7 separate regions of the Homo sapiens genome follow, and regions 1, 2, 3, 5, 6 and 7 are each linked to region 4. A link is a contact called in ENCODE Hi-C or POLR2A ChIA-PET data. All regions are on one chromosome and are shown on one strand. Each heading gives the region's core, a stretch centred on a gene start or an enhancer-like site at or near the end of the contact. The rest is flanking DNA. Distances are from core to core; before and after follow the strand shown. Region 1 overlaps YLPM1 (YLP motif containing 1). Region 2 holds the start of PSEN1 (presenilin 1). Region 3 holds the start of MLH3 (mutL homolog 3). Region 4 holds the start of ALDH6A1 (aldehyde dehydrogenase 6 family member A1). Region 5 holds the start of EIF2B2 (eukaryotic translation initiation factor 2B subunit beta). Region 6 holds the start of YLPM1 (YLP motif containing 1). Region 7 holds the start of DLST (dihydrolipoamide S-succinyltransferase).

Evidence for each region. Hi-C counts contacts between places; a loop is a spot of excess contacts on that map. ChIA-PET counts read pairs that join two places held with the same protein, here RNA polymerase II (POLR2A). Pooled maps may share reads with other maps.
Region 1: a loop to region 4 is called in a pooled map, with 17 times the contacts of the local background. The contact joins the enhancer-like site here to the promoter of ALDH6A1 in region 4. A Hi-C loop is called at or near these places in 8 of 50 pooled maps. POLR2A ChIA-PET finds 5 or more read pairs at or near these places in 2 of 52 experiments (CD4-positive, alpha-beta memory T cell and MCF 10A).
Region 2: a loop to region 4 is called in a map of CD8-positive, alpha-beta T cell, with 17 times the contacts of the local background. The contact joins the promoter of PSEN1 here to the promoter of ALDH6A1 in region 4. A Hi-C loop is called at or near these places in 3 of 168 maps with a recorded cell type or tissue (CD8-positive, alpha-beta T cell, naive thymus-derived CD4-positive, alpha-beta T cell and natural killer cell), 1 of 37 single-sample maps with no recorded cell type and 14 of 50 pooled maps.
Region 3: a loop to region 4 is called in a pooled map, with 9 times the contacts of the local background. The contact joins the promoter of MLH3 here to the promoter of ALDH6A1 in region 4. A Hi-C loop is called at or near these places in 8 of 50 pooled maps.
Region 5: a loop to region 4 is called in a map of CD8-positive, alpha-beta T cell, with 4 times the contacts of the local background. The contact joins the promoter of EIF2B2 here to the promoter of ALDH6A1 in region 4. A Hi-C loop is called at or near these places in 1 of 168 maps with a recorded cell type or tissue (CD8-positive, alpha-beta T cell), 1 of 37 single-sample maps with no recorded cell type and 9 of 50 pooled maps. POLR2A ChIA-PET finds 5 or more read pairs at or near these places in 2 of 52 experiments (activated CD4-positive, alpha-beta T cell and activated T-cell).
Region 6: a loop to region 4 is called in a map of B cell, with 21 times the contacts of the local background. The contact joins the promoter of YLPM1 here to the promoter of ALDH6A1 in region 4. A Hi-C loop is called at or near these places in 1 of 168 maps with a recorded cell type or tissue (B cell), 2 of 37 single-sample maps with no recorded cell type and 13 of 50 pooled maps.
Region 7: a loop to region 4 is called in a map with no recorded cell type, with 14 times the contacts of the local background. The contact joins the promoter of DLST here to the promoter of ALDH6A1 in region 4. A Hi-C loop is called at or near these places in 2 of 37 single-sample maps with no recorded cell type and 7 of 50 pooled maps. POLR2A ChIA-PET finds 5 or more read pairs at or near these places in 1 of 52 experiments (activated B cell).

Annotation. Positions count from the first base shown.
Region 1 is chr14:74,834,515-74,837,522 of GRCh38, reverse strand. It overlaps YLPM1 (YLP motif containing 1), which reads right to left. Exons shown (of 21, transcript NM_019589.3): 20 at 2,076-2,258; 21 at 205-1,748. The coding sequence ends at 2,112. Among named protein-coding and RNA genes, the nearest start is that of PROX2, 40 kb to the left of the region's middle. Within about 2 kb of position 1,727, at least 5 of the 41 ENCODE cell types and tissues checked have a DNase peak (open chromatin) inside an H3K27ac peak, as active enhancers do.
Region 2 is chr14:73,135,056-73,137,836 of GRCh38, reverse strand. PSEN1 (presenilin 1) reads right to left here and starts at 1,330. Exons shown (of 12, transcript NM_000021.4): 1 at 1,254-1,330. RefSeq lists an enhancer at 871-980 and silencers at 1,151-1,210, 1,471-1,550.
Region 3 is chr14:75,050,166-75,052,994 of GRCh38, reverse strand. MLH3 (mutL homolog 3) reads left to right here and starts at 1,528. Exons shown (of 13, transcript NM_001040108.2): 1 at 1,528-1,615. RefSeq lists a silencer at 1,726-1,915.
Region 4 is chr14:74,082,896-74,085,702 of GRCh38, reverse strand. ALDH6A1 (aldehyde dehydrogenase 6 family member A1) reads left to right here and starts at 1,250. Exons shown (of 12, transcript NM_005589.4): 1 at 1,250-1,356. The coding sequence starts at 1,309. It overlaps LIN52 (lin-52 DREAM MuvB core complex component), which reads right to left and starts at 747. Exons shown (of 6, transcript NM_001024674.3): 1 at 710-747. The coding sequence starts at 728. RefSeq lists an enhancer at 659-838.
Region 5 is chr14:75,001,389-75,004,209 of GRCh38, reverse strand. EIF2B2 (eukaryotic translation initiation factor 2B subunit beta) reads right to left here and starts at 1,289. Exons shown (of 8, transcript NM_014239.4): 1 at 1,057-1,289; 2 at 815-935; 3 at 511-659. The coding sequence starts at 1,219. RefSeq lists enhancers at 931-1,611, 1,653-1,742.
Region 6 is chr14:74,762,031-74,764,842 of GRCh38, reverse strand. It overlaps YLPM1 (YLP motif containing 1), which reads right to left and starts at 1,527. Exons shown (of 21, transcript NM_019589.3): 1 at 481-1,527. The coding sequence starts at 1,353. RefSeq lists an enhancer at 1,480-1,819.
Region 7 is chr14:74,880,459-74,883,302 of GRCh38, reverse strand. DLST (dihydrolipoamide S-succinyltransferase) reads right to left here and starts at 1,387. Exons shown (of 15, transcript NM_001933.5): 1 at 1,287-1,387; 2 at 679-712. The coding sequence starts at 1,349. RefSeq lists silencers at 1,043-1,372, 1,229-1,455.

The DNA of each region.
Region 1 (3,008 bases), core at 478-2,977, 750 kb before region 4:
CTGAACTAGAGAACACATTATGGAAGTTTTGTTTTTGATAATAGGCATTGGGTGGCTTTAGAAAGTAGTAAATGAGTCTTTGTACAAACAATAATTCTATTTGGCTATTTTTGCGACATATCTTCACTCTACATAATAAAGGCTGCTGAGAAAGGTCAGTACACAGAAATGTATTGTAGGCCAATAAGCAATGAAAATAGCTTATTAAATACTACAAACAGCAGAAGTTATTTAATGTAGCAATTTATACATTCAATATTGACTTAATGAACTTAAAGTCACTTGCTTAAAAATTCAGATTTTCAGGGAAGATAAAAGTACAGAAAGTTGTTAGAATTTCCATTAAATTAGGGGTATTCAGTACTATAATATCAATTTGTTGAACCCAAAGTGATACTATTCAAATGCTAGTAACTATTAGCTCTATTCATACAGTCTTTAATGTAGGTCATAAAAGTAAAGGATTTTCATCTGTGGCCTGAAAGAGAATATTTCAAAATATTGAAGTCTTCAGTGAACACATTTACAAATTACTGAGTTGGATTACAAAATGCAAATTATGCTTGAGGAAGAAGGCTCTCTCATCTTCTTTCATGCTAAAAGATGACTTTTTTCTTTGCAGGATGAAAAAGGGAAGAGTCCCTTTTCTGTGTTTACATAGAAATAATATTTGGGTTTTATCTCTGTATGTTTCTGGGTTCCACCTGGTATTAACCACAAGAGAGGAAATTCTGTGCAGAAGGCCATGCTTTCCAGTAATGAACAATCTGGCAAGAACTTGAAAACCTGACAGGCTTAAAGGTTACATGCCAGAGTGCTCTGCATCTTTATACTCTTTCCCTGCAATCTTCATTTAAAAATCCACAATTCAAGTTCAAATGAAGGCAACAAGCTTGAGTTCCACAGAATACATCAGTTCTGTCTACCAGAATTCAAAGCCAGATCAGGAAAAAATAAAAACCTAACAGCATAAAGGCAGAAAGTGAAAAGAAGAAGGAAGGAAAGAAGAGAGGGAAGAACAGAGAGAGGATCAAAAAAAATTTTTAAATAAAGCATCATGTTACAGAATGGATATGCTCCAGGGAACTGATGAATATTTGAACTTGGTCAGTCTTCAAGACACAAAGATAGAGAAATCAGCTATAAAACAAAGATGAGTGTTTTGAACATCATTTGAACCCTGTGTTTTACAACATGTGCTACGGAATCATTGAGCCATATAATATTCAATGAAAAAAAGGTTTTGGGATGTTCAGCTAGCATTTAATTAGGACATACCATATTTAAAAAGCAATTAAAAATAAAATTAAGAAAACAAGAGAAAAGGGCCCATGCTGTATAGCCCATGAATCTCATCGGCTTTATCATGAAAGTTTATTGTTTTTAATCCTAGTACAATCAGCTACCAGTTACATACAGTAAAAAACAGAAACAGCCACAAAGCAATGATGATAGAGATAGTCTGTGACATTGTACAGTGGAGGAAATACTCTCTGTTGGAATCCTCCAGCAGACCCCCGCCTGGCTTCAGCAGTTAAGCTATCACTCCCTCCCTCCCCAAAACAGTTAAAAGAAAAATTAACGTCTTGCTTGGGTACAGCAAGATTCTAATACCTCTTGGGGACACTGGAGAACTTTAAAAAAAACTAAAGCAGTAGAAACAAAACAAGAACTGAAACGTGGAAGCAAGGTGACACACAAAGAAGCTCCGCGAGGCCTTGGCTTCAGACCACCTCAAAGCGAACCACCTGGAAAGAAAAGAAAAGGCTGTCACACCTGGAAAGAACAGGCAAAAAGTTCAGTAGCCCTTAGTATAACATCATTTCAGTCCTTCCCAAATCTATAGAATTCAAGTTTTTCTCAAGGTTTTTATTTTTATAAGTGAGCCAGCTTGCAGAAAATGGCTTCCTTTTCTAATAGTATTGTAAATGTTAACAACTAGTACATACTTACTCTTTCAGAACTATAAAATAACACAAGAAGAGAGCATTTTTAGCAAAATATGCTGTCTTCTTTATCTCAAACCCTTTGAAGCAACCACACAGTAGGCTATTTATATGACTGTGTACTCTTACCTTAGAGGAATAATGACTCCGTTCAAAAACTAAGTCTCATATATATTTGGTTCGATTGAGGGCTTTTTCAGCCAGGTGACCACTTTCATCTGTGATCTTCTCCCAATCAGTCTGTCCGACCACAAAACCTATGGCCCTTTTCCTATCTGCATCCTTCTTCTCTTCCAGGTCTGCCCATCTGACCTAAAAAGAACATAGCATTAGGCTGAGCTTTAGGAAAAATAAATATGCAAAGAGCCCCCTCCCTCTCTGGACAGTCTAAGGGGTAGAATGACTCATTTGAAACCGCAAGTTTAAAAAATTAAAAACTAACCCAGGAAAACTGGGAAAAGCCATATATTTTAAGTCACAAAGAGAAAACTCTCTGGACAATCCAAGTCCTAACCATTCCAGCTCCTGAACAGTTCAGCTCAATCCTGTCCTCTCTTTCTCCTCTGCCATTCCTTTTTATTTAATAATTCACTGACCTCATTTTTTTTTCACCTGAAAGCAAAGCACTAATCTCTACCTAGTCTTCCTGTCTGTACTCACCCGCTCCAGATTCATGCTGCCAGAGTGATCTTCCTAAAACACACAGTTGTGATTCATTTGCTTTAACTCCTTCCCCTACCTACCAGGCAAAGTCCAAGAACTCAGGTCCCTCTTGATCTGGCCCCAACTACACTTTCCTGCAACATCTCTGGCCAGTGCCTATGGCATTTTATACAAACAATACAGACTTCCTTCTAGCACTCAGAGCGCATCGCACCATTTCATGTCTCTATAACTCTGCATATATGTACTAGTCATTCTTCCTGAAATGTCTTTTCCCTAACCTTATCCACTTGGCATGAGTCTAGTCATCCTTCCCTGACTTACCCCTTTTTCCTTTGCCAATCAAATAATCACTGCTTTCCACAGTTAACTTCCGGATTTTGATATGTCTGCTTTTGA
Region 2 (2,781 bases), core at 81-2,580, 950 kb after region 4:
GCTGGGATTACAGGCGTGAGCCACCGCCCCGGGCCTCACATTTTATTTCTATTGGCTAGCGCTGCTCTAAATCTTCTGTTCCTTCTGCTACACCAGGCCTAACACTCAAAATCCCTGCCAACCTTTTCCTTCCTGAAGCTTCCCTCCCCTTCCTCAGCTCTGGCGACCCTGCGCTGTGGTGGTTCTCCAACCACACTCATTCTCCTCAGCTGGCTCCTTGCTCTTCTTCCACCCCCTCGTTGCAAGTGTTCCTAAGTGTTTGCCTTGGCCTCCTCTTCCCCTTCCTTAGCTTAGACTTCTCCACTGCTCCAACATCAACTGGAAATCTATGGAATTGATTCCTGTTTTCAGCTCCAGTCCTGTTCACAGGGCATTTTCACCTGCTGGCACTTCCAAAGTGACACTTCCAAACCACTTCCTCGCCCTCCTCTCTAAACCAGGTCTTTCTTCCTAACTTCCTTATTTCTGAGAATGTCTCTGCCATGTTCTAAACTGAAAACCTCCTAGTCAACTTCACACTTTATTCCCTGATCCTCAATTGGTTCCCATGTCCCGTTAGTGTTTCTTGTAAGCCTCTGCCACCACCGCAGATCGAACTCTAATCACATCTCACCTGAATTATGGAAAAGTCACCTCAATTCTCTCACCCATCCCAGCCTCCACTATGGATTAATATGCCTAAAGCAGAGCTGACCACAACGGTGAGAAGAATCTGAGAGGGAAGCAGCAGCAAACACAAGAGTCACTGGACATGCATGCCTCGAGACAGTCCCGACCAAGGAGAAAGCATCAGACCCCGTCTTCCGCCTCGAACAAGAGGCGTGCGGACTTCGCCCAGAATGCTCGTCGCCCCTGGACAAGGACACACCCGGGGCGTGAGGCGCGGAGTTTCACCAGTTGCTCAAGCAGACCCAGCCCAAGACGCTTCCTCTTTCTCCTACTCCACTCCAGTTCAGACGGCTACTAATCCCGGCCCAAGGCACCTGCGCCCTGAGACGTCTTCGAGCAAACAGCATTTCCGGACCAAGGCTCCCCGGAATCTCTCTCCACCCGGCCGCGCCCGAAGCCCGAGAAACGGGCCGCCCCTCCTGGTTTCCCACACGGGGTTCCCCAGCCCCAACCGGCCGCGCCCCGCCCCTCATCTTTTAGGACACCGGCTTCGCGGCCCGGGCGGCCACAAAGGGCCGGGCCCTGCCCGCGGCCGCCCATGTCCGCGGTGCCTTCCTGGCTTGCCCGGACTCCCCATCACGCACATACGCTTCCCCGCCGCCCCGCTGCCGCCGCGGCTCGTAGCTCAGGTTCCTTCCAGACCAGCCGCTGTTTTGTTTCCGATGTGAAACCGCGGACCCCGGAGCTGCCTGTCCCAGGCCCCGCCCGAGAACCCTCACCGTTGTCGTCATTTCCGGCTCTGGCGTCGTTGGCGGCCGGCCCACGGAGGAGGGGAGGAGCCAGGAGGAAGGGGGCGGGGCCTCCGGCCTGGAGAAACGATTGCGGGGAGAACCCAGAGCTCCACCTGGCCTTCCCCACCTGACGGAATCCGCCCAGAGCGCTGGCGTGGGTTGTCGGGGTTCTGAGGCTGCTCGAGCTGAGGACGAAAGCCCCTATATAAATTGGGCCCAGCGTGTGCTTCTCCCGGCATACAAGCGATGGCCATCCTAAATTTAACACCTGTCATTTCTTTAGGGTACCTATTTGCGAACCAGCTGCATCACAATCAAGAGAATGCTGTTAAAATCGCAAATATCTCTGCCCTCTCCCACCACTCAATGAATCAAAACTTCTGGTGGGTGGCGAGAACCTGAGAAACTGCATTTTAAACATCCTCCGCGATTCTTGGACTCCAACTTTGACAACCAGTCTTTCTAGGTGGCAAGCTAGCTGAGAGCAGAAAATGTGTCTGGTTTGCTGGGTCACTTGATTTTTGCATCTGCCTGCTCTTTGTCCAGTTTTGGTAAAGACAGTACCAATGTCTAATTCATTAGACAGCATACCACACTTACACATATATCCAAAAGCTAAAACTAAAAAATGAATACTACCTTATTTAATCAAGGTGAACGGAGAAATGTCAAACATGGGTATTCAAAAAACCGAAAATGAAATTAACGGTACATGGTATCTGGGCAAGTTACATTCTTCTAAAGTTTCTTTAAAAATCCACCCCCAAGCGGCCGGGTGCAGTCGCTCACGCCTGTAATTCCGGCACTTTGGGAGGCCGAAGCAGGCGGATCATGAGGTTGGGAGTTCTAGACCAGCCTAACCAACATGGTGAAACCCCGTCTCTACTAAAAATACAAAAAAATTAGCCGGGTGTGGTGGCGCGCTCCTGTAATCCCAGCTACTCGGGAGGCTGCAGCAGGAGAATCGCTTGAACCCGTGAGCTGAGATCACACCACTGCACTCCAGCCTGGGAGACAGAGCAAGACTCCATCTCAAAAAATAAAAATTAAAATTAAAAAATAAAATCCACCCCAAGCTATCCCTTCACATTCCTATCGCATCAATCTCCAATCCCTCCTCCCAACCCACTGCCAACCTTGTTCAAAAACATGAGATTCTAATACTTTTTACACACAAAAGCTTCATATTTAAGAACAAAAGTAATATTTTCCATTAGCAGAATGAAAGATAAGTTGTGGGAGAAGGTTGAACGAAAAAAGATGTTTTTAAAATTCTTCACCTCCCCCACTTTAACAAGAGTAGGGATTTTAGTTTGTTCATTTACAAGTGCTCATGCTTGTCAGCAGCACATATACATTTTACAAGTGCTGAGAACAGTGC
Region 3 (2,829 bases), core at 279-2,778, 970 kb before region 4:
TCTGCTGTTGTTTCTTTTCTCTGGGTAAGGAATTCACATAAAGTTATGTTATGGGCTGAACTGTGTCCCACCAAATTCATATGTTAAAGTCTCAGTCCCCAGTACCTCAGAAAGTGACTGTATTTGGACATAGGGCCTTTAAAGAGGTGATTAAGATTAAATGAGGCTGTGAGGGTGGGCCCTAATCCAATCTGACTGGTGTTCTTATAAGAGAACATATTGGCTATAGACACGTGTGCAAAAATCAAAGACCCTGTGAAAATGGCCATCTACAAGCCAAGGAGAGAGGCCTCAGGAGAAATCGTTGCTGCCAACACCTTGATCTCAGACTTCCAGTCTCTAGAACTGAGAGGAAATAGACTTCTGCTGCTTAAGCTACTCAGTCTGAGGTATTTTGTTATGGCAGCCCTAGGTATAGTAATAATCATAAACAGTTATCAGGATTTTGCTTAATCAGCCCTAGAAGACTGGTTGGTTGGGTTTGGTTAGTCACTAAACTAGCATATATCAAATGCTTACCAGGTCTGACAAATTCGTTATAAATTCCACTTTAAATTCTCAATGAAAATGAGATAGAAAGCAAAAACTAAGGACTGGTTAACAATTCCAAAACACTTTATTCTCACAGCATTCTCAGAGTTCTGCTCTCCTTTAGTTATTTTTATAACTAAAAGCTGTGGTGGCACTGGGGAGATTCAAGTCAGTGAAGAGAGTCTTGGTGTTGTCATCTGTAAATTAAGAGTTGAGCAAAGGCCGGGTGCGGTGGCTCACGCCTGTAATCCCAACACTTTGGGAGGCCGAGGCGGGCAGATCACCTGAGGTCCGGAGTTCGAGACCAGCCTGACCAACATGGAGAAACCCCCGTCTCTACTAAAAATACAAAATTAGCCGAGTGTGGTGGCGCATGCCTGTAATCCTAGCTACTCGGGAGGCTGAGGCAGGAGAATCACTTGAACCCTGGAGGCGGAGGTTGCAGTAAGCTGAGATCGCACCACTGAATTCCAGCCTGGGCAACAAGAGCTAAACTCCGTCTCAAAAAAAAAAAAAAAAAAAAAAAGAGTTGAGTTAGACAGTTTCTCAGCCTTTTCCAGCTCCAAATGCCATAATTCTAAGATGGCAGGCTCTGGAATTATTCATTCATTCGGTGCCTACCATAGGCCAGGCACTGTTCTTGGTAACTGGGATACAGCAGTAAACAAAATATATAAACTCCTTACCTTCACATAGCTTACATTCTAGGGAGAGAAGACAATAAGTAAACACATAAAATATATATTGAATTAAACGGTAGTTAAGAGCAAAGGTGAAAATGAGAAAAAAAAGGAAAGGGAAAACACGGGAAAAAAAAATAAAAACAAAAGTAAAAGCTACGACATAGTCTTTAACACCATGCCAAAAGGGAATAAGGATTGAGACTGTAGGTACCGGTTCACTGAACCCTGGGATGCGGATCCTTGGCTGGAACAACTGGTGCGCATGCGCACTGGTGTCTCGCGGCCTGGCGCGCCCCCTCCGAAGCGCATGCTCGTGGGCACGCACGAGCCTCAAGATCCAAGGTGCGCGCGTCGGCGTCCGAGGCGGTTGGTGTCGGAGAATTTGTTAAGCGGGACTCCAGGTGACTCTGGGGGAAGCACGCGACGAAAAGATGATGCCGGGGTCTCTTCTAACACCAGAAGGGCCCTGATGATGGCTGCGCGCAGCTTTCGGAGCCGGATGCGCGAGGGCCCCGGAGGCCCGGCGGCCTGGCGGCCGGGCGGGCCCAGTTTGGGGACAAGGACGGGGCTGGCCAGGGAGGGGCTGGGCCTGGCGGGAAGGCAGCGCTGCCCCGGACTCGGCCCGCGCGGCCCTCCCAGGCCCCCGTGCCCTGGATCCAGGCCCGTGCGTCCCGTCAGTCCCAGGCGCTGGGAGGCGTCATCAGGAAATCATTGGGTTTACATTAATCGGAATACTTGTTAAACGTTTACCCGTCAGTTGCTGCCGGCTGCTTAGTGCATTAGCTTAGAAAGCAGCAGAAATTCTGCAGTTAAGAGCCCTGATTTGTCCCGAGTTTGGAAAACCGGCCCCACCGCCTGCAGGGGCCCACCCACGTGGCTCTCACTGATGGAGAAGAAGGGGAGACCTTTAATGGCACTGGAATCTTAGGGTTTGGTTTTTTTTGTTTTGTTTTTTGTTTTTGTGTTTTCACTTGCAGGAAAACTTAAAATCAAGTTCAGGCAGCCCCATGCCATCATTATTATTACCAAGGTAGTTTATGCCCATCTGTAAAGACCAAAAGAATATTAATAATGACCTTCTGGCCGGGCGCGGTGGTTCACACCTGTAATCCCAGCACTTTGGGAGGCCAAGGCGGGAGGATCACTTGAGTTCAGGAGTTCGAGACCAGGCTGGTTAACATGGTGAAACCCCATCTCTACATAAGAGACAAAAATTAGCCAGGCATGGTGGCGAGCGCCTGTAATCCCAGCTACTCGGGAGGCTAAGGCTGGAGGATTGCTTGAGCCCGGGAGGTGCAGGCTGCAGTGAGCCGAGATTGTGTCATTGCACTCCAGCCTGGGTGACAGAGTGAGACTGTTTCAAAAAAGAATAATAACGACTTTCTAAAAACATCAGAGTAATACATGAACAGGATTTAACAATCAAATGGCAAAGAAAGGTTTATATGAAAAGGAATTTTCCTGCTTTATCTTTTCCCATTCCCAGCCTCTTTCCCTGAGGTGACTATACTTAACCATAATAATAATAACCTCTTAATGCCCCCAATCTCTCTTTGATACAATTTGATTCTTAAAATTTCTTCCTATTGCTTCACCTTATTACAATGTCTTAGCA
Region 4 (2,807 bases), core at 1-2,500:
ACTTGAAATGACTTGCATTTTACACAATATATAAACAGAAATCGTTAATTCACTCAGCCTTAAGAAACAACACGTAAAGCAGATGGAAGACAGGTTGCGACCTGTGCAAGACGACACTTAAAAGCTCAATACTGATTCTCCTCGCGACTCTCAGGGCGAGGGGCCGAGAACGTCCCCCGCTTCTCTTGCTGCCACGGCAATGGTCCCAAACTGAGGAGACAGGAGAGAGATCATGTTTCTCTTGCGGTTCAGTATCGAGATGAGGTCAGCCAGCAGCCCTGCGAGGGTTTGTGAGAATCATTCCATCCGTGCGCTCAATCAGAAGAGAACTGATCCTTTCAATGGGTACCCCAAGGAAAAAACTACAGTAAGCCACGTCCTCCAGAAACATCTCCTCCTCGACCCTCAGCCTCGCCCAAATAGAGATAAGGAAGGCACAGGGCGACCCCCCTGTCCTTTTACCCAGAATGAGTCCCTCCCTAGTGCCCTCCTCCACACGCCTGGTACAGAGCGGGGAAACTGGGCACCTCCGGAGCTGCTGTGAAGAACCGGTGAGCTGAAGACGGCGATGGATCTCAAGAAAAAAAATAAAAGGGAAAGGAGAAGAGCCCAAGAAAGAAATGTATGTTCGAGGGGCAGAGACAGAGTGGATGTTCCCAGTAGAGCAAAGAAGGAGGCTGCAGGCAAAGATCTCTAAGCCGGCTCTTACCGTCTGTGGGAGACGCCATCTTCCAACCCATGTCACGTGACGTGGCCAACCGTCGGCGGGAAAACGAGGTTCCATAAGCCACGCCCCCAAAGAGAAACCCTATCCCCAACTCGCAGCCCAGTCTCATTCCCTCGCCTCATAGGGCAATCTTTGCCTAGCCCCGCCCCTAAGTATAGCCACGCCCCTTACGCGGATGTTGAGGTGGAGCGACTGCAAAATTCTTGAAGGGTCTTATTTACTTTTTTCAGTGGGGGGGTGGGGCCTCGGTTCCGCCCTTGGCCAATCGGAGTTCCAGGTTAGGGGGGCGTCTTCCCCGTGTGCTCGGTAGGGAGTGTCCAAGTCAGGGGCGTCTTCTCTACCTCCGCCTACGTCATTGGCTGAGGTGGCAGAGGGCGAGAGCATTTTCGCTCCTAACCAATCACTTATCCCCAGGACGGGGGTGTGAGGAGAGGAATCAGGTGTTCGGACCAGTGATTGGCTGGAGAAAATAGTCCTCCCCACCAATGAGGAAGCCTGGCAGGATGGAGGGCGAGGCCTGGCAGCTGTAGTGCTTCTGGGCAGTAGAGGCGCGGGGTGCGGAGCTAGGGCGGCCGAGAGCCATGGCGGCGCTATTGGCGGCGGCGGCAGTGCGAGCCCGGATCCTGCAGGCGAGTGAGGGTGGTGCCAAGGCACCATGAAGCTAGGAATTGGATCCTTTCCGTCCGCTCCCTGAGCCATCCTCGGGCGGGACCACCTTCTTGGCCCAACCCCTTTTTGGCCAGACCTCCTACCCGACCTGTGCGGCCCTGTCCCATGCCCAGCCCTCACTTCATAACCTCCCTGGTCCCGGATCCAACCCTGGGCTGTTACCCTTGGCCCTCTACCCTTTTACTCCTAAGCCTCCTCTTTTCTGGCTCTCGCCCACTCTCCTTCTCCAGCTCTGCCCGCTCCCTGCTGTCACTCTCTTGCCCTCATCTCTCCATCCGCCCACCGTCTTTCCTTTTTACCTCTGCACCAGCCTTCTCTCTCTCCCCCAGAAACTACTCTTTTTGGTTACTCTGTCCCCTGCCGTGAGCGTCCACTTTGCCATTGCTCCCTTCCCCCACCCTACTTCACTATCCGTGGTGATCTGAGGTAAGGGGGAGGGGGGACGCGAGGGGCGAGGGTCAGTGTATGAACTTTGAATTTCCTTCTAGAGGTGGACTCTAGATTTTCACCAAAGGCAGCCATTTGCTAAGCTATTTTCCCTAAGTGTGGCTCTTTGTATTTTCCATGGACTGGCTGTCCCCTTTCTTGCCAAAACTTTGAGTTAAACTTTTTCTCAGCTAAGTTACAGTTTACATAGATAGGGCACATCTACATAGATAGGGTAGATAAGGGCACACAGTTAAAGCTACCAGTATGTTCCATGTATGTTCAAGGTACCAAACATCTTTAAAACGGGTGATAGAAAGTGGGAGCCAGGTAAGACAAGAAGTCTAAGTTCCCACCCCAAAATCAGCTCTTCTAGTGCTACACACCCTCATCTCTGCACTTGGGGGATTGAGTCCTCTCTGAAGCCAACCTAAGGAGAAATGGTAAAGCTACAGGAGTTGCATGCCTGAGGCCTGTAATCTCCAACTCTGTTTATAGTCTTTCCCCTGTTCATGGCCTACCAAGGATTTAGAGTATGTGGCAAGATTTACCGCAGGCAAGAAACAGTCTGCAAGAAACAACAGTGCCGTTCTTATTCATTACATCCAGTCTGAGAATTTCCTCTATATTGCTGAGCTTTTAGGTAATATTAGTATTCACCAGGTTTCCGTGAGTTCTAGTAAAGAAACTTGGGCAGTTTTAAGATTCTTGGCAGAGTCAGCAAAGATTCATTTTTAAATATGCTATTTAATGGGGAAGGTAGAAAGGATGAGTTTGAAGGGTTTGGCAGATGGTCTGGCCTCACTCATATTTCTTGCTGCGATCCTTGTTCTGTTCTAGTATCTTTTTTTAGTAGCAGGAAAACAAAGTTTCCACCCTATATTTTTCTTACCAACTTCTTGAAATCTTTTACTGAAATTGGCTTTTTTCCTTTGCCTCCTCTTCCCCTCCCATCACAATGAGTCATTGAGAACCTTAAGAAAGT
Region 5 (2,821 bases), core at 40-2,539, 920 kb before region 4:
GAAGTCTTCCTCCAAAAGGTGGCCACAACACTTCTACATGAGAGAGACTGGCCAGAGAAGAAAAAATGGGGGAGCAATTTGGAAGCAGCTTCTTCATCCTCTGATTACAATGAATATCTGCAAGTCACTTGGACCGCAATGACAAGGGGGATAGAAATGGTATACGTGTACGTGTGTATAAAAATTCAGATAGTGAAGGAGGTCTATCGACCTTGGCTCTCTAGGGAGTTCATTTTGTTTCTTTACAATGAAAATAAAACTCTGTCCTAATAGAGTCTGTTCCACTCCACAGATCTGTAGTCTATCAAGGGTTGGTCTGTAAGGAAAAGTAGAGAGGATTACTTTGGTCCTGTCACCTGTTGCAACATTTCCTAATCAGGAAGGAGGACAAACCTCTGAGAACCAGAAGACAGCTAATCTCCCATCTCTGCTAATGAACAACCTTCAGAGGCTTCTGTTCCCTTATGTGCCTGTGACCAGTCCCATTTTCCCAGCGATCAGGCCTCTTACCCAGCTCCACTAGCAGCTCATTAATCGCCTCAATGATGTTGGACTGGAGTTGGGCATAATGGAAGCTGAAATCCTCGTTTAGGCCTCCGGATGTCAACAGTTTGTGCAGGGACTCCTGCTGATCACTCTCGTCGCTGCGTCCATGGAGTCTATAGAGGCAACAAGACCCAAAGAGAGAGGTGGGGAGGAGTGGTCAGGCAGGTAACAAGGGCTGTTCAGCTCCAATAAAGTCTCCGAGCAGGTAGAGGGGCCCGTGCAAAAAGTGTCACTGGATCCAACCAGGAGCCCAGGACGTGAGCCTGACCTGCCATACTCCTCCCGGATAATCTTGAGCACTCTCCGCACCATGTTGCCCACGGTGGTCTCGGAGGGCTGAGCGGCCGTCATCCTCCTGCCCTCTCTGCGGATCAGCTCCATCAGCTCCCCTACAGTCCAAAAGAGAGAGGATAAGAGGAGCCAACGCGAAGTGAGGCCTGGGAAATTTTCAGCCCTGGGATCGGGAACAGACAGGGGCCAGGTTCGCCGGCGGAGGCAGGCCGGCCTCACCCGCGTTGCTCCAGCGGTGGTCCGTGATGATCTGGCGCAGCAACCCTAGGGTCTCCCGAGCCATTTCCTCGGAGCTGCGCGGCCCACCACCCCGCTTCAGGGTCTCCACGAAGCTCTCGATCCTCTCTGACAACTCCGAGCCCTTCGCTGCGGATCCCGGCATCTTTAAGGTAGCTGCCTTCAGCCTTCACCGGCGGAATCCACACCTGCCAGACCACACAGTTTGCACTTCCGGGGCGGGCGAGGTCGGCTTCCGCTGTGAGGGGATGGGGGGAAACCTCAAGTTTGAGTGGAAGCCGGCTACGCCCTTCGTTGCCGATCTCCCGCCCCCTTCCTCTGCCTGAGCCAATCAGAGACGTGGGGCTCGGGTTGTTCAGTTATAACCGGGCGTCCGCGCGCCCCCGCGCCTCGGGGGCTGGAGGATCGGAAGCGGCCTTTCTTGGCTCAGCCGACGGTGAACGGAAGTAACCCGTCAGGCCTGTAGAGGGTGGCTGGTCCCGTTGCTATGGGAGCAGCAAGTCTCTACGCGCCCCTCACCGCGACTTAAGGCTACACTGAAGAAGTTGCGGCACTCCCTCCTGTCTTCCCAGCTCGGTGACTGCCCGAGCTGTCACTCCCGAGTGTCAGCTGACACTGACGCTCTGAATGCATGTCCAGGGTCGGCTGCCCCTTGGGCAGACGTCTCACTTTTGTTCTGTTACATTGCTTGGTACCGTTTGCGCCTGTGTCTAGGAGGTTCATGTCTCTGAAAACAAGGACGATATCTTTTGTTGCTTTTGTATTCTCAAGGCCTAACACGTCTAACAGAAGACGGCGAAATTAGAGATGAGGAAGATTAAGGAGATTCAAAGTGGGAGCCAATACAGAAGCAAAGATGACATCCTCTGATTTGGACAGAATTGTCCTCCTACAGAGAGGCCAGAGAGTATAACATAATACCAAGAGTTACCATTTACTTAAAGCTTACTGGTTCTTGGGCACTGTGTGTGAATTGTCTCAGTTAATAAGGTCTGAAATAGGTCCTCTTATCCCCATTTTACAGATTGGGAAACAGACCCACAGAATTTAAGCAGTTAATAAAGGATTGGGTTCATACTTAAATCCAGGTCTACCTGAACCCAAAGTATGTGTGTAATAGAAATCTCTATTTCCTTAAGATAAATTCTTCAAAGTGGAATCCATAGGCGAGCACATTTTAGACTTTTGTTACAATTAACAAATTGCCCTCCAAAAAGATTATGTCAATACCAAAGTTAGCCAAAGGTAGTACAAAGAAAAGAAAATTACAGATTAATATCTCTCATGAACATAGAAGCAAAAATTGCAACAAATTATTAGCACATCAAATCCTGCAATACATAAAAAAAGAATAATATGTAATTACAAAGTGAAACATAAACCTGGAATGCAAAGCTGATTAAACACTTAAAAATCAATGTAATATGCCATATTAACAATCTGAGAAGTAAAACCACATGATCATGTCAATTGATGCAGGAAGAAACATTTGACAAAATTCAATATTCATGGTACAAACTCTCAGAAAACTAGAACAAAAGGGAACTTCCTGAACTCGATAAAGGGTATCTACAAAATCCTACACCTAAAAATCATACTTCACAGTAAAAGATTGCTTTCTCCCTAAGATCAGGACAAGGCAAGGATGTCTACTTTCACCACTCCTATTTAAATTATACGTGAAGTCCTAGCCCTTGCAATAAGGCAAGAAAAAGAAAAAGCATACAGAATGGAAAGAAACTGTCCC
Region 6 (2,812 bases), core at 278-2,777, 680 kb before region 4:
GCTGACAACTATCCCTGGCCCCTAAGTAATATTTTTAAAAGAAGCTAACTAATCATAAAGTTTACAAACATTCAAGTGTCAGCCCTTGGCGAGGCCTCTTTTTCATGCTTTCTCTCAAATGGAAACTTTCGTTTAAAATACAATTTTAAAACAAGACCCTCTGCAACAAAATCTATTTGCAACAGCAACAAAATCTAAGAGGATGGTCAAAGAAACCAAGGAATGTATCTGAGAGGTAACTTTTGAGCCACCCCACCACTGTATGTAATCCATACACATCTACAAACGCTGTTTTTTTGGTAATTCACATCTAGCTAATTAAAAAGCTGAGCTGTCAGCCCTCTGACTCTTACGGAATCCTTTGGAGTGTTAGCTAGTCATTGTGTGTTGGAATTAGACTAACCACTGGTTAAAGCCCTGAGGCCTGCTCATTCAGGGCCCTCTAGGTGAAAGATGAGGTTCAGGCAGATGCTTTCTTACCTGTGGAGTCATCGTAGAGGGATCTGGCTCAGGGGCGGCTTGCTGCTGTTCAGTACTCTTGTTTTTGGCCCCACTCTCCAAAGGCTCTTGCTGGACAGTTGTCTTATTTCCAGGGGGGGCGGACGGTGGTGGTGGAGCTAGTAGTTGGGATTTAGAATGGCCCTGGGAGGGGCGGGAAGGAGATGCCTGAGAAGAGGGCAAGTAGGACTGGGAATGGCTCAAATAGGATTGCGAGGAAGAGGAGGAGGATGAGTAAGAAGGGGTGGGCGCCAGGTAGGATTGGGAAGGTGGGGACTGCGAAGGGGACGGCTGAGCAGGAGGCAGGTAGGGCTGAGATGAGGTCGGGGGGTAGTAAGAGGGTGGCGGCTGAGGTGGGGGCATGTAAGACTGAGATGGGGGCATATAGGACCCAGGCGGCACAGGGGGAGATTCAGGGGGGGATTCCAGCTCCATTGGAACCAAACCAGGAGGCCCGTCTCGTTGGTGGTGGAGCATCTGGTGTTTGTACTGCTGCTGCTTCTGATAGCTGAGGGCCGGCCCGGGTGGCGGGGGCATCGGTGGCGGTGGCGGCTGCCAGTCTCCGTAGCCGCCCCCCGGCATCACTGGCGGGGGCGGCAGAGGGGGCGGAGGAAGGTGGTGGGGCTGAAGCACGCACTGCATTTGCTTCTGGTGCATCTGCTGCAGCTGCTGGAGCTGCGCCAAGTGCTGTTCGCGGAAGCTCATGAAGCCCGAGGAGGAGGGGGCCGCGGGAGTCGTCGAGCTCGAGTACCCGGGCCCCGGCGAGGCCTCAGGAAGCGCCACTGGCGGCGGCGGTGGGACCGGTGGCGGCGGATAGTGGCTGCTCCCGCCATACCGGCCCCAATTCGGGTACATATCGAAAAAGAAGGCGCAGGGCTCGTCCTGGCGCCGTTACTCGTCGCAACCGACCTCCAGGAGCCGCGGCGGCGACGGCGACAGCCGGAACTCGCGGCGCCTACAGGCCCCGGAGCGTGTAAACGGAGCGCGCCAGTGCGCCGGCGCTCCCGAGCTGGGCCCGCGACCGGGAAGGCGGGGACGCGACTTGGGCGACTACGTCTGCGCAGTAACCACCGAGAGGAGAACAAAGGCGAGATAGAGCGGTCCTTTACTTGGCGACTCGTGGTTGCCATCTTCCTTTGGGTTCAGATAATGTAGGCTCCAGTAGAATGTTCTCATAGAACTGAAAAACCATAGAGTCTCACAGCCGAAAGAGGTGGTAGAGATCCTATCGCTCCACGGGTTCATTTTTGAATGAAAAAAAAAAAAGGTTCCATTCACAATAGCAACAATCGCAACAACAACAAAAAAACATAAAGCAACTAGGAAAAACTCTAACAAGAAAGATGTAGGACTTATATGTAGAAAGCTACAGAGTCATAAAGAAGCATATCCAAGTAGGATGAAATTAGACTTCAAATAATGGAGAGGCTTACCATGATCCTGGGTGAAAAGAGGAAAAATTGTAAAGATGTCAGTTTCTCCCAAATTAAATGAATAGACCTAACTCAATTCTCCCCAGAAATTCAACTGGGAACAAAGCTGTGAAGAATGGAAAGGTGTTTTCAAGGCAGAGTGTAAGATTACACCAATTCCTGCAGACATATAGTGAGTAACATCTGCAGGAATTGTAGAAGGGGAGAAATGGAATTTTTTAGACTGTCTCAACACATATAAATCGGTGTTGCAGAATCTCAGAGCAAAAGCAAAGAGAGCAAAAACCAGATACAAAGATGGTCTAAAGACAACCTGGAAGATAATCTTCCAAAAGCTCTCAACGTAATACCAGACATAAACTCTTACTTTAGCTTGAGTGAATCACTAAAAAGCAAAGCTAATACACTGAATTCTTTTGGGTGTGTGGGGGGGGGCGGGGGGAGGGAGAACTGTGAGAATATTGTGTCAGTGCATCACTTGAGTAACATGCAAATAATTGACCTTTCTTCCATCTTAGCAACCCAGATCTTCACCTCTCTCAGGAGGTGAATGTGAATGGAAAGTGGAGCAGCAAGGCATCCTTCAAAAGGAAGAGCTTCTGTTTTCAAATAGAAATTTAGTTATGTTTCTTTTAACTTTTTATTGAAGTATAACGAATATACAGAAAATTACATGTCAAAAGACAAAATTACAACAAATTTAGTTTAAAGATCTTAATTAACTTTTACCTGCTATTCTAGAATTGGGCAACGTCTCATTCTATAAAGCAGAAACAGTGTTCCAATGAGCAGAACAATCGGGATAATTTCATAGACAGAAAAGAAACGCAGAGGCAGGGCGCGGGGGCTCACTCCTGTAATCCCAACACTTTTGGGAGGCT
Region 7 (2,844 bases), core at 138-2,637, 800 kb before region 4:
TTTTTTTTGAGATGGAGTCTCGCTCTGTCGCCCAGGCTGGAGTGCAGTGGCGCGAACTCGGCTCACTGCAAGCTCCGCCTCCCGGCTTCACGCCATTCTCGTGCCTCAGCCTCCCGAGGAGCTGGGACTACAGGCGCCTGCCACCACGCCCGGCTAATTTTTTGTATTTTTTAGTAGAGATGGGGTTTCACCGTGTTAACCAGGATGGTCTCGATCTCCTGACCTCGTGATCCGCCCGCCTCAGCCTCCCAGAGTGCTGGGATTACAGGCGTCAGCCACCGCGCCCGGCCATGGCCATAACTTTTAAGTCACCTCCTCAAAAAGGGCTCTTCTGTCCACCCTCGTTTCCTTCTCAGCAGTTACAAAAATTTGCCTTTGTTGGCTTGTTTAGCAACTGACACTATCCAACTAGCCTAGGAGCTCCACGAGGGCAAGAACTGTACACTTCTGTATCCACTCCTGTATCCCTAGCGTCTAGCACAGTGCCTAACACAGTAGAAACTCAACTACGAGCTAAATGAATAAGCGATAGCTCGTGATTATGTAGCATTGCGTCTCACTACTCTCTGAACCAAACTGTCTTTAAATATTATGAGAAACACAGGCACCCCCGAGTTCCTCACATACTGCTCTGCCCAGGAGGAGAGCATTTTAGGTGACGGTAAGGGCAGAACTTACCAGGCAGGGAACGTCTCCCTAGAGGGCAGTTCCCCTGTTGAGAAAGAAGACATTATCGACGTCACCCAAGATGAAAAAAAAACCCAGCTTTTTCTTTTAAGTACACGCTCAAAGCTGTCCCAGTGGTGGTGACAGGTGAATCTCGTAACTCCGAAGGTAAATGCAACACACCGTGCTGGCAGACCCAATCAACACGCTGGGCCTGCCAAACTATCTCAACTTCCCAACGGGACTCATTAATACCCACTGATTTTAACAGAGCAAGACGAGACGGGCGCCGAATCCCGCCGGAGGACTCCGCCGCGCCTCCTCCCTAACTCTGAGTCAAGTATCTGGACGGGCGCGGCTCCCCAGCTCCCGCGCGGAGGGTGGGGTACAGCAGGAAACGTTCCCCGCAGGCTGCCTGGAGAAGGCAGGGGGCCGCTGGGCTCCGCAAAACGGTCCCGAGGGCAACCACGGCCCCGGGCCGCCCAGCCCGCGCGGCCTCCGCGTCCCAGTGCCCTTGGTGCCCGGCCCGGCCGGCGCGCCGCGCCCCTGCCTTCCAGGCCGCCTCTCTGCCCGCCAACAGACTCCTCACCCGTCGGGGCCCCGGCTCGGCCAGACCGTACCTTCTGGAAGGCGGAGAGCGAGCGGCTGAACGCCCGAGACACACAGCGGGATCGGGACAGCATCACGGCGGAGGAGCCGAGGGCGGGCGGACACCGGATATAGGGCCGGACAACAACCGGAAGTGGGGCGGGCCGCAGTACCCGCCGCCCGACGAGGGGTGTTCGGAGCGAACCACTGGCAGGGGGTGGGCGCACGGCGGCGCCCAGTATCCCGGCTGCAGCGCAGGAGTCCCGCTCTCTGGAGCAGGCAACCCTAAGGCGCTCTTGGGGCCCTCCGCACTGCCTGTCAGCCTGAGGTGGTTCTCCTGAAGGTGTATACGACTGTCCCGCCACCACATTGCCCCCGGGGTCAGGCCTTCCCCTACCCTTCCACAGAACTGGCTCTGAGCTTGGCGCCCTTCTCTCTTGGGACCCGAGGGCACCGCGCCGTTCCGCCTCTGTACCTTGGGAAGAGAGCAAAAGAGGGGCACGGACATTGAACTGAAACCTTGGCAGACATGCATGCCTGATCTTACACTTGTGTGGCCTGGGGCAGATGACATTGCCCCCCACCCCCAGTCTCAGGTCCCTTAACTATTAAAAAAAAAAAAAAAGGCACTTGTTACTTCCCTGTCTTCCTAACCCCGAGTCAAAGAAACAGAATCCCAGGAATTTCTAAATCCCATTGCCTTTTTACGAGTCGGATATCTTCACCAACTATAGCCTTATTTCTCAACAGCTTCTGATCTCCCCCCAACGCAAATTCCAGCCAAACTAATTGTTCCCCATACATCTTGTGCATTTTGGAAGTTGTTCGTTTGTCACCCTATCCCTAGAATATAAACTCCCAGCTGTTTTTTTAAGAAACAAGGTCATAGTTCACTGGAGCCTCGACACTCTGGGCTCAAGCGATCCCTCTGCCTCAGCCTCTGGAGTAGCTGGGACTACAGGTGCCACCATGCCAGGCTGACCTCCCCACTTTGAGTGTGCCATTCTTCCCGCTGACTTGAAGTGAAAGCATATAGCATCCCCTTCCCCTCCTTAAGTATTCAGGCCCCTTGAGTATTCACCTTTAAGGCTCACCTTCCTAATGAAAAAGATGTGCTTTAAACCTCTGGCTGAATTAGTAACACATAAATGTATGAATGAATGAATGAACCACTTGGTGCCGTTCATGATGATTTCTTTATCTGAGGCATTTTGCCTGGCCCTCAGGACCTTTATTTTTTATTTTTCTAATTAATTTATGTTTTAATATAAATTGAGACGGGGTCTCACTATGTTGCCCAGGCTGGCCTCAAATTCCATCAGGACCTTTACAGTGCCTTCACTCACCTGAACCCTGAAAGCACTGCCACTGAAATTCTGGAAGGATGGGCCAAAGTCCTAACTAGAAATAGAGAAAACAGCTCTGCCCTGCTGCTACCCACAATTAACTCCTCAGTAGCTTTCACCTGAATTATTTGAAAAGCTCCCTAAGCAGTTCTAAGCCTCCGCTCTCGCTTTCTCTAGCCCATCATCCTTTATATCTGTGTCAAAGATCCTTCTGAGCCTGGTGTGGTAGCTCACGCCTGTAATC